Regions from separate parts of the Homo sapiens genome. Here regions 2 and 3 are each linked to region 1. A link is an interaction called in ENCODE POLR2A ChIA-PET data of the cell type or tissue named here. Cell type or tissue: Panc1. All regions are shown on one strand. Links, peaks and the distances in the headings refer to the core of each region. The heading gives the core; the rest is flanking DNA.

Evidence for each region. Peaks named below come from ENCODE experiments on the same cell type or tissue, not always from the same donor. Only the 100,000 strongest peaks of a DNase experiment are listed, where the experiment ranks them.
Region 2: POLR2A ChIA-PET joins it to region 1 with 11 read pairs; 3 of 35 experiments call an interaction of 5 or more read pairs at or near these places.
Region 3: POLR2A ChIA-PET joins it to region 1 with 20 read pairs; 4 of 35 experiments call an interaction of 5 or more read pairs at or near these places.

Annotation. Positions count from the first base shown.
Region 1 is chr17:30,102,470-30,107,104 of GRCh38, forward strand. The region is part of intron 22 of EFCAB5 (EF-hand calcium binding domain 5); the gene reads left to right. Among named protein-coding and RNA genes, the nearest start is that of NSRP1, 12 kb to the right of the region's middle. RefSeq lists silencers at 2,128-2,227, 2,575-2,676. In Panc1, for the core only: CTCF peaks have their summits at 2,211 (motif pointing right) and 2,469; a DNase peak (open chromatin) is centred at 2,302; H3K4me3 peaks cover 603 bases; H3K27ac peaks cover 407 bases.
Region 2 is chr17:30,178,943-30,183,577 of GRCh38, forward strand. NSRP1 (nuclear speckle splicing regulatory protein 1) reads left to right here. Exons shown (of 7, transcript NM_032141.4): 5 at 148-355; 6 at 1,966-2,074. Among named protein-coding and RNA genes, the nearest start is that of SLC6A4, 54 kb to the right of the region's middle. In Panc1, for the core only: no CTCF peak of the experiment used is centred there; no DNase peak of the experiment used is centred there.
Region 3 is chr17:30,048,357-30,052,991 of GRCh38, forward strand. EFCAB5 (EF-hand calcium binding domain 5) reads left to right here. Exons shown (of 23, transcript NM_198529.4): 9 at 2,762-2,861. Among named protein-coding and RNA genes, the nearest start is that of NSRP1, 66 kb to the right of the region's middle. In Panc1, for the core only: no CTCF peak of the experiment used is centred there; no DNase peak of the experiment used is centred there; H3K27me3 peaks cover 346 bases.

The sequences.
Region 1 (4,635 bases), core at 402-4,401:
AGGTGATTCTCCTGCCTCAGCCTCCTGAGTAGCTGGGATTACAGGCATGAGCCACCATACCCGGCCCTTATGTCTTCTTTTTCTTTTTCTTTTCTTCTTTCTTTTCCTTTACATTAGTCTTAGTAGGAATTTCAGACGTAGCAAAATTGAATGCATGTTAATCATCTAGAAAAGCATTATCCATTCAATTTCTTTCATATTTTAACTTGGTGGTCTCCAAAGTTAAGTGGAAGCACCCCAGAAGATTTTTTAAAAAACTGTCTCTGGGGCGCAAGAAAAATATCAAAGATGATTCTGTTGAGACATTGAAAGACAGAAAGAAAGAAAGAAAAATACCAAAGGACTAAGGACTTTTCTTTTTTTCTTTGTTTCTTTTTTTGGAGACAAGGTCTCACTCTGTCACCCAGGCCGAAGTACAGTGGCACAATCTTGGCTTACTGCAACCTCTCCCTCTCAGGCTCAGGTGATTCTCCCTCCTCCCACCTGAGCCTCCCTAGTAGCTGACACTAGAGGCCCACACCACCATGCCCAGCTAATTTTTGTATTTTTTGTAGAGACAGACCATGTTGCCCAGGCTGGTTTTGAACTCCAGGACTCAAGCAATCCACCTGCCTTGTCCTCCCAAGTGTTGAGATTACATGCGTGAGCCACTGCATCCGGCCAAAGGACTTTTCTTTATAATGGTTTTAACTCATTGTTAATTTCTATTTTTTGTTTAAAATGTTTTAAAATAAATAATTTATAAATATATATATTATAAATATATATATATATGGGCACATGCTCAATGTTTGTTACTGATAGAGGTACATGAGCAAAAGAGTTTGGAGGCCACTACATTAAACTATGAATTTTGTAAATATAATTTGCATTGATTTCAATTTACACATGACTTGATTTATAGCTACATCATTTAAAAAGCCACTACATGTGATATTGTATAGAAATTATGTGATATTGTACAGAAATTATGCTTGTGACACTGTACAGAAATATGCTTGCCATGGGAATGAAACTGATATACGTGCAAGAACTCAGCATTCATCCTAGAACAAACTTCCCCCTCAAACTTCGATTACTAGAGAAAAATGTGTTTTTAACTCCCCGTGTAACATTGATATTTTTCCTGATAAATCTGGGAGGCAGTACACTACAGTGCCTTTGGGACCATATTAAATTAACAATGACATATTAAATTCCTGATTGCCATGGCAAATGTAAATTCTCCTGCCTACAAAAAGATTGATTGAAATTTGCATATATGACCGGGCGCAGTGGCTCACACCTGTAATCCCAGCACTTTGGGAGGCCAAGGCACGTGGATCACCTGAGGTCAGGAGTTCAAGACCAGCCTGGCCAACGTGGTGAAACCCCATCTCTACTAATAATACAGAAGAATTAGCCAGGCGTGCATGCCTGTAGTCCCAACTACTCAGGAGGCTGAGGCAGGAGAATGGCTTGAACCCATGAGGTGGAGGTTGCAGTGAGCCAAGATCACGCCATTGCACTCCAGGCTGGACAACAAGAGCAAAACTCCATCTAAAAAAGAAAAGAAAAGAAATTTGCATACACATACCCTTCTATTGCTGCAAGGACCTTCAGTTTATTGTGTGTGGCTGTCATGTTAAGGAGTGACTTGGGGTATGTGAAGCAATAGAAATGAGAACTAAAACTAAGAGAACTAATGAAGGAGAGGAACATCAACAAATGTGGCTGATCTTGGATTGTTAGTTGAAAGGAGCAGTTACATTTTAGCTTTTGTACTTGAAGCTTAAGTACTTCTTTCTTTTTGCTTTGCCCATCTATACTAATTATCCATCATCCCCAAAAGATTTAACTTTATTAATCCAGTGTTAAAAGCAGGGATCCATAAATGGAGTTTTAATTCAGAAATATCCTACTATAGCCCAGTGTTTCCAGCATAATGAATTCACTATGTAATTAAAAGTTTGATTAAACTAGAACCTACAAAAATATCATGTTTCTGAACTAATGTCCATAGATAGACTCAAAGGTCACCCAGTACTCTCTATAGCTTAGATATATTCAAATAATTTACTATACACTTTTCCAAAGCAAAGCAAAAAAAAAAAGCGTTATTTCTATGGTTATAAAAGAAGCGTTTATCTGCTTGAAAAAATTGCAAAGTCTGTGTGAGTGGGGTCTGTCGTGGGTCAAGCTGCAAAGATCCGGCCTGCATCTACCACAAGAGGGCAGTAGCACTCAACCGTTAATAGGGAACCCAGCAGAGCGCTGGAGGCTCATTAGAGGAATCGTTAGAGCCGGTCGTTAACGCATCAACCTCTGGAAAGGACAGGGAAACAGGAACCACCGTCCAGACACTTTCGGAGCTTCTGTCTCGGTAACAATAACACAGGAAATAAGCAACAGGGTCTTGTGAAAGACAGCGACCTCGCTCACCATCCCCGTGTCGTTGAATCACCATGGAGATGGCGACTAGCTTAATAATGGCTTGCAGATGGGCGTCTGCTCACGTGGATGTTCAGATAAGAACACTGTGGCAGGGGTCAAAGGAACAGAGCTCTTCATGGGCATTAGGGAAGGGCGGAAGAAAAGCTGAGGGGAGCAGCAGAGCTGTTTTGTCTCCGAAAATAAGGACTTTTAGGAGTGTCCTAGGGTGAATTTTATTTAGCTTCATAGCATTGAAACATTATCTTTGGAAACCTGTATCATTTACCTTGCAGGGTTTCCAGGAAACTAATTAACAGAAAGAGAGATGAATTGGCCGAGCGCGGTTGCTCACGCCTGTAATCCCAGCACCTTGGGAGGCCGGATCATCTGAGGTCACGAGTTCGAGACCAGCCTGGCCAACATGATGAAACCCCGTCTCTACCAAAAATATAAAAATTAGCCAGGCCTGGTGATGGGCGTCTGTAATCCCAGCTACTTGGGAGGCTGAGGCAGGAAAATCGCTTGAACCCAGGAGACGGAGGTTGCAGTGAGCCCACAAGGTGCCACTGCACTCCAGCCTGGGCGACAGAGTGAGACTCCATCTCAAAAAACGAAACAAACAAACAAAACAAAACAAAAAACAGAAAGAGAGATGAATTATAACAAATGCACCTTCAATATTTTAAGTATGTATGTCGATTGGTCTAGTATTGCTCATAAAATGAGATGAATCAGGTATTTTGAATGTGATCTCATGACCAGCATCTGTTTTGTTTTTATTCATAATTCTCTCTAATGTTACTGAGCTATAATCTGGAAAGAATTTTAGTATTTGAGAAACCTAATTCATTATTCCTTAATTTAATGTTTCAATTTAACATTTATTGAACACTTATAATTGAATGAGAAAAGACAATGCCAGGGTGGTGTGTGTGTGTGCGTGTGTGTTAAAACAGAGAATTTTAGAAAATTAATTGGATCCACGCTTTAAAGTCAGCTTCAAATAAAAATTGAGACTTGTGAATGTTTTCCACATTTTACGTGCCATTCCTATCCCATATTATACCTTTTGTTGTATAGTTCCTTCCAAACCATAGGACAGCTAAACCTAATTCAGAGAATCTTGTTCCTTTGTGTTGATAAAAGACAAGAAAATAAAATATGTTCTGCTTAGCAATTCTAATAGATCATTGTCATTACTGTTAATAAGCTATTGGATAGAAGACTTGATATTTAAAAGCTTTTACTCAATTAAAAAAAAAGCCAGGTGCAGTGGCTCATGGCTGTAATCCCAGCACTTTAGGAGGCCGAGGTGGGAGGATTGCTTGAGGCCAGAAGTTCAAGACTAGCCTGGGCAACATAAGACCCTGTCTCTATTATTAAAGATAATGAATAAATTATTTATTTATAATTATAAATAAATAAATAATAAAGCTTGAACTCAATTATAACCAAATGGTTTACTCAAATCAGCAAACATGTATTGGGTTAGGCACTGAGTTAGTTACTAGGAATAACAGAAATGAATAAAATAGACTTGTGGATGAGAGGCATCTGAAAGAAAGGGGGTAATTATTATTATTATTATTTTTTGAAATGGAGTCTCACTCTGCCACCCAGGCTGGAGTGCAGTGGCACAATCTCAGTTCACTGCAACCTCCACCTCCCAGGTCCAAGCGATTCTCCTGCCTCAGCTTCCCAAGTAGCTGGGATCACAGGTGCCCACCACCACGCCTGGCTAATTTTTGTATTTTTAGTAGAGATGGGGTTTCACCATGTTGGCCAGGCTGATCTCAAACTCCTGACCTCAAGTGATCCACTTGCCTCTGCCTCCCAATGTGCTGGGATTACAGGTGTGAGTCACTGTGCCCAGCCGGTAGTTAATATTTTTGAGCAACTACTCTGTGACAGATCTTCACATATATTTTCTCAGCCTCTGGTCCCAGCTACTTGGGAGGCTGAAGTGGGAGGATCACCTGAGCATGGGAGATTGAGGCTGCAGTGAGCCATGATCGTGCCACTGCACTCCAGCCTGGGCAACAGGGCAAGACCCTGTCTCAAAAGAAAAAAACAATTCTTACAATTTTGTTTTATGGAAGAAGAAACTGAGGCTCAGAGCAGTTAAGTGACAAAACTCATTGGTGTAGAGCCAAGATCTGTTCAACTCTATATAGTCTTTCCATTGGACAGAACCCTCATCTGTTCAACTCTATATAGTCTTTC
Region 2 (4,635 bases), core at 417-4,416, 76 kb after region 1:
AATCTTGCTAGTAAGTTTATATTGAATGTAGGGAAGACAATCTTATTTGGGCCAATCATTTCTATCTTAATGAATTCATTATAAAAATTATAATATTAACAATTACTATTTTTTTACTCTTTTCCTAAATCTTTTTTATTTCCTTAGCCCAAGTATATTCACAACTTGCTAAAAGCAGTTGAGATCAGAAAAAAGGAACAGGAAAAAAGAATGGAAAAGAAAATACAGAGAGAACGAGAAATGGAAAAGGGGGAGTTTGATGATAAAGAAGCATTTGTGACATCTGCATATAAGAAAAAACTGCAAGAGAGAGCTGAAGAAGAAGAAAGAGAAAAGAGGGCTGCTGCACTGGAAGGTAAAATGAAAGAGTGGGAAAGGCACAAGGAAACAGTAGCAGAATCTCTCCCCTGTGGTTAGCTGTTTGCTCTGTCACTGAACTTTAGGGTTATGAGTTTGTGATCATAATTTATATATAGGAATTCAAGACACAAGGAATATGGTATTATATAGCAGTATAAAACAGAAAGGAAAGTTTAACTAAAAACACAGTTGAACTCTTCAGTAACTATTATTTCTACTAGACTTTTCTCTTAGTTCTCATTTTGTGGCTTTTGCCTTAGAACATGATCTGAAATGTAAAAACATTTATTACAAAGTATAACGCCATGGCATTTGTCAGAAACAATATAAATATAATTTTAAACCCTAGTTACATTTTTTTGGGATGAGAAAATAATAGAGTAACACCACTCAAGGAGGATCAATGAGGCAATTAGAAAAAGAATAACATTAATTGAAGAAAGAATAAAAATTGGATGAATTAAGAATATCTTAATGCTTTACCTTAGTGCTTTCTACTCATGATTATTTCTCAAGATCTAAGTAGAATATGTATTTATAAAATACTTTTTTTTTTGAGACTGGGTCTCTGTCACCCAGGCTGGAGTGCAGTGGCTCAACCATGGCTCACTGCAGCCCTGACCTCCCAGGCTCCAGTGATCCTCCCACCTCAGCCTCTTGAGTAGCTGGGACTACGGGAACATACCACCACGTCTGGTTACTTTTTGTATTTTTTGTAGAGACGGGGTCTCACTATGTTGCCGGGGCTGGTCTCGAACTCCTGGGCTCAAGCAATCTTCCTGCCTCAGCCTCCCAAAGTGTTGGCATTACAGGTGTGAGCCACCATGACCAGCCCTGTAAATACTTTAATTGACAAATGCTCATCAGCTTTTTGGACAGAGTCTCGCTGTGTCGCCCAGGCTGGAGTGCAGTCGTATGATCTTGGCTCACTGCAACCTCTGCCTCCCAAGTTCAAGTGATTCTTATGCCTCAGGCTCCCAAGTAGCTGGGATTACAGGCATGCACCACCACACCTGGATAATTTTTATATTTTTATAGAGACGGAGTTTTACCATGTTGGCCAGGTTGGTCTCGAACTCCTGAGCTCAGGTGATCCACCCACCTCAGCCTCCCAAAGTTGTAGGATTACAGGCGTGAGCCACTGCGCCCATCCTCTTCAGCTTTTAAGTAGAAGAAAACCAAGTCTATAACATTCTGTCTAAGCATGTACTATGTGTTTAGAGTGCCAGTCGGCAAACTTTCTGTAAAGGACCAGATAGTATTTTAGTATTCATATTTTAAGACTTTAAATTTATAAATTCATATTTTGAATGCCAGATCATATTCATACTTTAGGGCTTTTTGTGTATATGATCTCTGTCGCAGTTACTGAGCTCTGCCTTTGTAGTACAAAAGCAGTTGTGGACAATACATAAATGAACAGGGCTTTGTTTCAATAAAAATTTATTTATGAAAACAGGCAACAGGCCAGATTTGGCCTGCAGTTTGCCAACTCCTGATCCAGCGAGTAGTTTACACACTGTATGTTATATACTGTATGTCTGTAAAATGAAACTGCACTGTGCCTTATTGAATATATTCTAATTTTTGCTTTCCCTCTGTTAGCATGTTTGGATGTAACCAAGCAGAAAGATCTCAGTGGATTTTATAGGCACCTATTAAATCAAGCAGTTGGTGAAGAGGAAGTACCTAAATGCAGCTTTCGTGAAGCCAGGTGAGGAGACGTGTATGAAATATTTTGAAGAAAAATACTGTTAATAATCTGTGGTTGTGGGGTCATTTTAACCCTCTGAAAGATGGAAGATTACAACATTGCATATTGTGTTGTCAGCCAGCCTTACCTAACTGAATGAATGGCTAGAAATTTGCAGTTTCTTGATTTTAAAACCTACAGATTTAGTTTAAGATCATTTTTATTCTGCATTTCACAGAAATTGTTACATTAAAACAGTGATTGAGTTTAATATTATTGTAAAACCAAAGACAGACTTTTAATGTATAAAGTTTCTGAATTTTTAAGTGATTTATGGGTCTTAACAAGGGAGAGCAAAATCTTCAAGGGAAAGCAAAATCAAATTGTAGTTTTTTCTTTTTTCTTTTTTTTTTTTTTTTTTGAGGCAGAGTCTCACTCTGTCGCCTAGGGTGGATGGAGTACAGTGGTTCAATCATAGCTCACTGCAGCCTTTGCCTCATGGGCTCAAATGATCCTCCCAAGTAGCTGGGACTACAGGTGCAAGCCATCATGCCCAGCGAATTTTCTTTTTGTGTTTTTTGTTGTTGTTGTTGTGTGTGTGGTTTTTTTTTTTTGTTTTTTTTTTTTTTAGATGGAATGGAGTCTTGCTCTGTCACCCAGGCTGGAGTGCAATGGCGCGATCTCTGCTTACTGCAACCTCTGCCTCTCAAGTTCAAGGGATTCTCGTGCCTCAGCTTCCTGAGTAGCTGGGACTATAGGTGCATGCACTACGCCCGGCTAATCTTTGTATTTTTAGTAGAGATGGAGTTTCACCATGTTGGCCAGACTAGTCTCGAATTCCTGACCTCAGGTGATCCACCCGCCTCGGCCTCCCAAAGTACTGGGATTATATGCATGAGCCACCACGCCCAGCCTCTTTTTGTATTTTTGTTGTGGAGATGGGGCTTTATGTTGCCCAGGCTGGTCTTGAACTCCTGGGTTTGAGGGATCCCCCCTCTATCTCAGCCTCCCAAAGTGCTGGGATTACAGGTATGAGCCACTGCACCTGGCTGCTTTTTTTTTTTTTTTTTTTTTTTTAAATAAGAATGTGGGTATTCCTCATGATCCTTAAAATGATTGGTGCCTGGTACCTTAAAATGATTTTGCTGTCAGAATTAAGGAGAAAGTTGGAAAGAATTAGGTGTCTACAATATAAGTCTTATATACATGTTCAGATAGTGTATAAAAAGGAAAGTGGTTTGTTTTCATAAATAGAACCCAGCCTTCCTAAAATGTAAGACTTACATATCGGGGCTAGAACTGCACTGTTAGTATGTAGGCACTAGTCACGTGTAGCTACTTAAATTAATTTAAAGTAAATAAAGTAGGTTGGGCGCAGTGACTCACGCCTGTTATCCCAGCACTTTGGGAGGCTGAGGCAGGTGGATCATGAGATCAGGAGATGGAGACCATCCTGGCCAACATGGTGAAACCCTGTCTCTACTAAAAATACAAAAATTAGCTCGGCATTGTGGCACATGCCTGTAATCCCACCTCCTGGGGAGGTTGAGGCAGGAGAATTGCTTAAACTCGGGAGGCGGAGATTGCAGTGAGCTGAGATAGCGCCACTGCACTCCAACCTGGCGACAGAGCCAGACTCCATCTCAAAAAATAAAATGGCTGGGCACGGTGGCTCATGCCTATAATCCCAGCACTTTGGGAGGCCAAGGCGGGCGGATTGCGAGGTCAGGAGATTGAGACCATCCTGGCCAGCACGGTGAAATCCCGTCTCTACTAAAAATACAAAAAATTAGCCAGGCGTGGTGGCGGGCGCCTGTTGTCCCAGCTACTTGGGAGGCTGAGGCAGGAGAATGGCGTGAACACAGGAGGCGGAGGTTGCAGTGAGCTGAGATTGCGCCACTGCACTCCAGCTTGGGTGACAGTGCAAGACTCTGTCTCAAAAAATAATAATAATAAATAAATAATAAAATTAAGTAAATAAAATTTAAAGTTTTGATCACAGCGGCCACATTTCATATACTCAGTTGCCATATTTGGCTGGTGGTTGCCATACTGGGGACAGCTCACATATGAACATTACCATTTCTTGAGGCATTTCTATTAATGCTGGTCTAGAAGGTAAAGGATTAGAGGATTTTTGAATAAAGTTATAAGGTATTATAGGAATGGTGAGATGATTATGCCATAATTATGTAGCTGAAGGTAAAAGAGTCTGTCCTAAGCAAAAAAAAAAAAATTTTTTTTAACAGGAATGTTCTGGGTAGATCTGAGTCTGTGTTGCTAAGGAAGGGAAGAGGTAGGAGAATAGAATTAAGGTGAGGAGAGGAAGTTTATGCCCCACTCCCTCCCTACGCTGCTAGGCTTTGATTATAAAATTGGTGAGAAGTATGAACCTAAGAAAATGTATTTGAAGATTCAGGTTTTGAATGGAAATTATATTACGTTATATCTTTGTATTAGAGTTTCATCTGGAATATTTATTAGGCTGCCATGAAACTCTGTAATGTCGTTGACATAGTTGTACTTCTTAGAGTCTAATAATCGAATTCCTAACTGTTAGTGGGTCCTTTAGCCAAGATAGT
Region 3 (4,635 bases), core at 170-4,169, 54 kb before region 1:
ACATAATCATATAACAAAAACAAAAAACTCCACAGAGATAGATATGAAAATATATAAACGATTCAGGGGAAGTAATCCTATCATATTCTTATCTAATTTTCCTGTTTTGTCTATGTAGAAGGTGGAGGATACTTCTTTTTTTTTTTTTTCTTTTGTGAGACAGAGTCTCACCCTGTCACCCAGGCTGGAGTACAGTGTCATGATCTCAGCTCACTGCAACATCCACCTCCTGGGTTCGAGCGATTCTCCTACCTCAGCCTCCCAAGTAGTTAGGACACGTGCCACCATGCCTGGCTAATTTTTATATTTTTAGTAGAGATGGGGTTTCACTGTGTTGGCCAGGCTGCTCTTAAACTCCTGACCTCAGGTGATCCGCCTACCCCAGCATCCCAAAGTGCTGGGATTACAGGCATGAGCTGCTGCGCCCAGCCTACATCTTGAAGAATGTAGATTACTGTGGCTCTATTTACATGGCTATTCCAGGTGTGGAATCTTTATTGAATCAAATTGACGTAGCTCTCTCATTCACAACAACTATTGGTCTGGCAAATGCTGTTTTCTCTAGAGAAGTTTACAAGGACCAAAAGAAATTTGATTTCACCTGTCAAGAATAGCAATACTTTTCACTGCATTCTCTTAGGGCTAAGGCAGTTCTTCTTTTCTCTATCGTAATCTAGTATACATAGACCTTGATTGTATTGACATCACAGAACAGGTCCATGATATCCATCATGATGATTGGACTTGATGAGCTGAAAGCAGCATTAGATACCTTGGTAAAGTAGCATTAGATACCTTGGTAAGACAGCTAATGTGTGTCAGAGGATGGGAGATAAGCCCCATAAAAATACAGGGTTTATGACCTTGTTAAAATTTTTGCTTTGGGAGGCTGAGGTGGGCGGATCACGAGGTCAAGAGACTGAGACTACCCTGGCCAACATGGTGAAACCCTGTCTCTACTAAAAATACAAAAATTAGCCAGGCGTGGTGGCATGCGCCTGTAGTCCCAGCTACTCCGGAGGCTGAGGCAGGAGAATTGCTTGAACCCGGGAGGCGGAGGTTGCAGTGAGCCGAGATCATGCCACTGCACTCCAGCCTGGGCGACAGAGCGAGACTGTGTCTCAAAACAAAAACAAAAACAAAAACAAACAAAAAAAAAACAAAAGAAATAGGCAACTGGTCCCAACTGAAAAATGGGAAAAAGATCTGAAAAATCCATTCACAGAAGAGGAAAAACCCATACATATAATAAGCACATGAAAATATATTAAATCTCACTAGTAATCAGGGAAATGCAAATTAAAATAATGATACCATTTTTATCTATCAGATTACAAAAAATAATAAACTCTAACAATATCAAGTATTGATGTGGATATGAAGAAATAACACTGTCATTCAATGCTGGCAAGAATGTAAATTGGTATGAACATTTTGTGAAGCAATTTGGCTATAACTAATAAAGTTGAAATGCATACATTATGCAATCCAGTAATTCCACTTCTAGTTATTTATCCTAGAGAAACGTTTGCATATGTACACAGGAGACGTGTATAAGGATATCCATTGCAGCATTACGTTGATATCAAAATACTGAAAATAATCAAAACACCATCAATAGAGGAGTTTTTTTTTAATTATGGTGTTTCCATATTACAGAATGCCTTATTGCAGTTAAAAAGTATAAAATATATTTCTTTACAGATATGAATTAGATCTCAATGTTGAGTAAATAAAAGCAATTTGAAGAAAGACATACGTACTGTATCAGGTACTTTTTTTTCTTTTTTTTTTTTAGATGGAATTTTGCTCTTGTTGCCTAGGCTGGAGTGCAATGGCATGATCTCTGTTCACCGCAACCTCCGCCTCCTGGGTTCAAGTGATTCTCCTGCCTCAGCCTCCCGAGTAGCTGGGATTACAGGTGCCCACCAACATGCCCAGCTAATTTTTGTCTTTTTAGTAGAGACAGGGTTTCTCTGCGTTGGTCAGGCTGGTCTCGAACTCCCGACCTTAGGTGATCCACCCACCTCGGCCTCCCAAAGTGCTGGGATTACAGGCGTGAGCCACCGCGCCTGGCCTATATCAGGTTTTTTTGTTTTTGTTTTTGAGACAAGGTCTTGCTCTGTCAGCCAGGCTGGACTGCAGTGACATGATCATAGCTCACTGCAAATCAACATATCCTCTGGCCTCAGCCTCTGGAGTGGCTAGGACTACAGGTGTACACCACCATGCCTGGCTAATTTTTTATTTTTTGAAGCAATGGAGGTCTCACTGTGTTGCTATATCAGGCTTTTTAAAGCACATACACAAAATGTTAACAATCATTATTTCTGGGTGTTGGGAACACATATGTTAATTCTATCATTTTCTATATTTTTCTATAATCAAAAAAATTTTTTAAAAATAACAATGGAAAAAGGACAAGTAGGGAGCGGTAAATTGTTTCAAGTGACATACTCAGGTCAGGTAAGATAAGTACTGAACATTATACATTGGATTTAGCCATCAATAAGTCAGTCACAAATATTTCTTAAACATTTACTAAGTAGAGGTCATTTTGACACGTCACAGAATGGGAAAGTAGAGTATAAGCCTAAAGGCAAGATATAACTTTCTTGATTTTGATGCTGCAGCTTTTATTTACATGATAATGATTGTTGTGGTGATAGTGATGATAAAAGCTTCAATAAGCCACGTTCCAACTGCATAAAAATCTTAAATCTCCTGTAACAACTAATCACAAACTTTCTTCTTTGCTTAGGTAGGGTTTTTGGATCGGCAGAGGACATTGGCCCTGCTGGAATTGTTCTATGACCATAGTTCACAAATGCTTAGGAGTTTACTTCGAAACCCACGACAATGTAAGTGCCGCTCAGAGGGAGTATGTTCAAGCTGGAGTGTCGCAGTGCACTGATATGTACTGATATGATACACTGATATGTTAACACAAGATTATTCTACCACCATGGAATCCCTTCACATAATAGCTCTCTTAGATCATGATAACTGTATCTAGTTGTTTATTCCCTCCACGAAATTCACTCTTCATCACAACTAGATGTATTTTTCACCACAGTGCAATACTCAAAAATTTTATATCAGAACTCAGCTAGAACTCAATTCTAAATTCATTCAAATGAAGAAATGCTTTAGTGACAGTCTGAATGTTTTGGAAATTAAGTTAGTAATGGTAATTCCATTTTATTAACAAAAAAATTTTTTTGAGTCTTACTCTTCTCACCCAGGCTGGAGTGCAGTGGCATGATCATGACTCACTGCAGCCTCAACCTCCCAGGTGGGAGATGATTCTCCCACCTCAGCCACCTGAGTAGCTGGGACTACAGGTGTGCACCACCATGCCCAGCTAATTTTTTGTATTTTTAATAGAGAGAAGGTTTCACCCTGTTGCCAAGGATAGTCTCAAATGCCTGGGTGCTGGGATTGTAGGTGTAAGCCACCGTACCCAGCCTGGTAATTCCATTTTTAATGCCCAACTTAAAATTATAAGATGTATAAGAACAGTATTTCCTTTTCCCAAGCATTTACTTATACAGTAAAATATCCTTTTTATGTTATTTCCAAAACAAGTACAATTATGGGGTTTATTTTTATTTTTTTTTATTTTATGTTATTTTACGTTTTCAGAGATGGGGTCTTGCTATGTTGCCCAGACTGGCTTCAAACTCCTGGGCTCCAGCAATCCTCCTGCCTCAGCCTCCAGAGTAGCCAGGACTACAGGGATGTGCCACTGTGGTCAGTTTATTTTCATTTTTTTTAAAGAGAAGGTATTGTACTGGCTGAGTTTCCCAAAGAATGTCTTTTTTTTGAGACAGAGTCTCGCTCTGTTGCCGAGGCTGGAGTACAATGGCGCGATCTCAGCTCACTGCAACTTCTGCCTCCCAGGTTCAAGCGATTCCCCCTGCCTCATCCTCCCAAGTGTCTGGGATTACAGGCGCCTGCCACCACACCCAGCTATTTTTTTGTATTTTTAGTAGAGACGGGGTTTTGCCATGTTGGGCAGGCAGGTCTCAAACTCCTGACCTCAGGCATCCACCTGCCTTGGCTTCCCAAAGTGCTGGGATTACAGGCATTGAGCCACCACACCTGGCCAAGAATGTCAATATTTTATTTCTGTGTGAAGATTTATTAATTGGATACTTACAAATCTGTGGGTGATATACTTGGAGTATTTCTGAAAATTGTGAGAATTGCAATTTTATGGCTTACCACTACTGTTTTGGGAGAAATGGGGACAGTCTTGTGGCATGATTTCCACTCTTTATAGTACAGACACCAGGGTTTTATTGTTGTTGTTTAACAGTGGGATTCTGTGAATACTATCCAGTCTTTCCCTAGTATTCTGTTCTAGGTATCCACATAACTGTAGAGGAAAATAATTGAGGAATGAAGAACAAAGAAGAGGGAAAGAGATAGGGGGAAGAAATGAATGTTGGAAAAACATAGCCCCATTGAAAGATTGTCATGGATAAAGACTTGCTTTTTATATTGCAAATATTGAAAATATATTTGACATGAAAGATGTGTCCCTTTTCCCATCCCTATGTGATGCTTATTGTAGGAGACCACAAAGGTAGAGGACAAATTCTATTTGCCTTGGCAGTCTAAGCAACACTC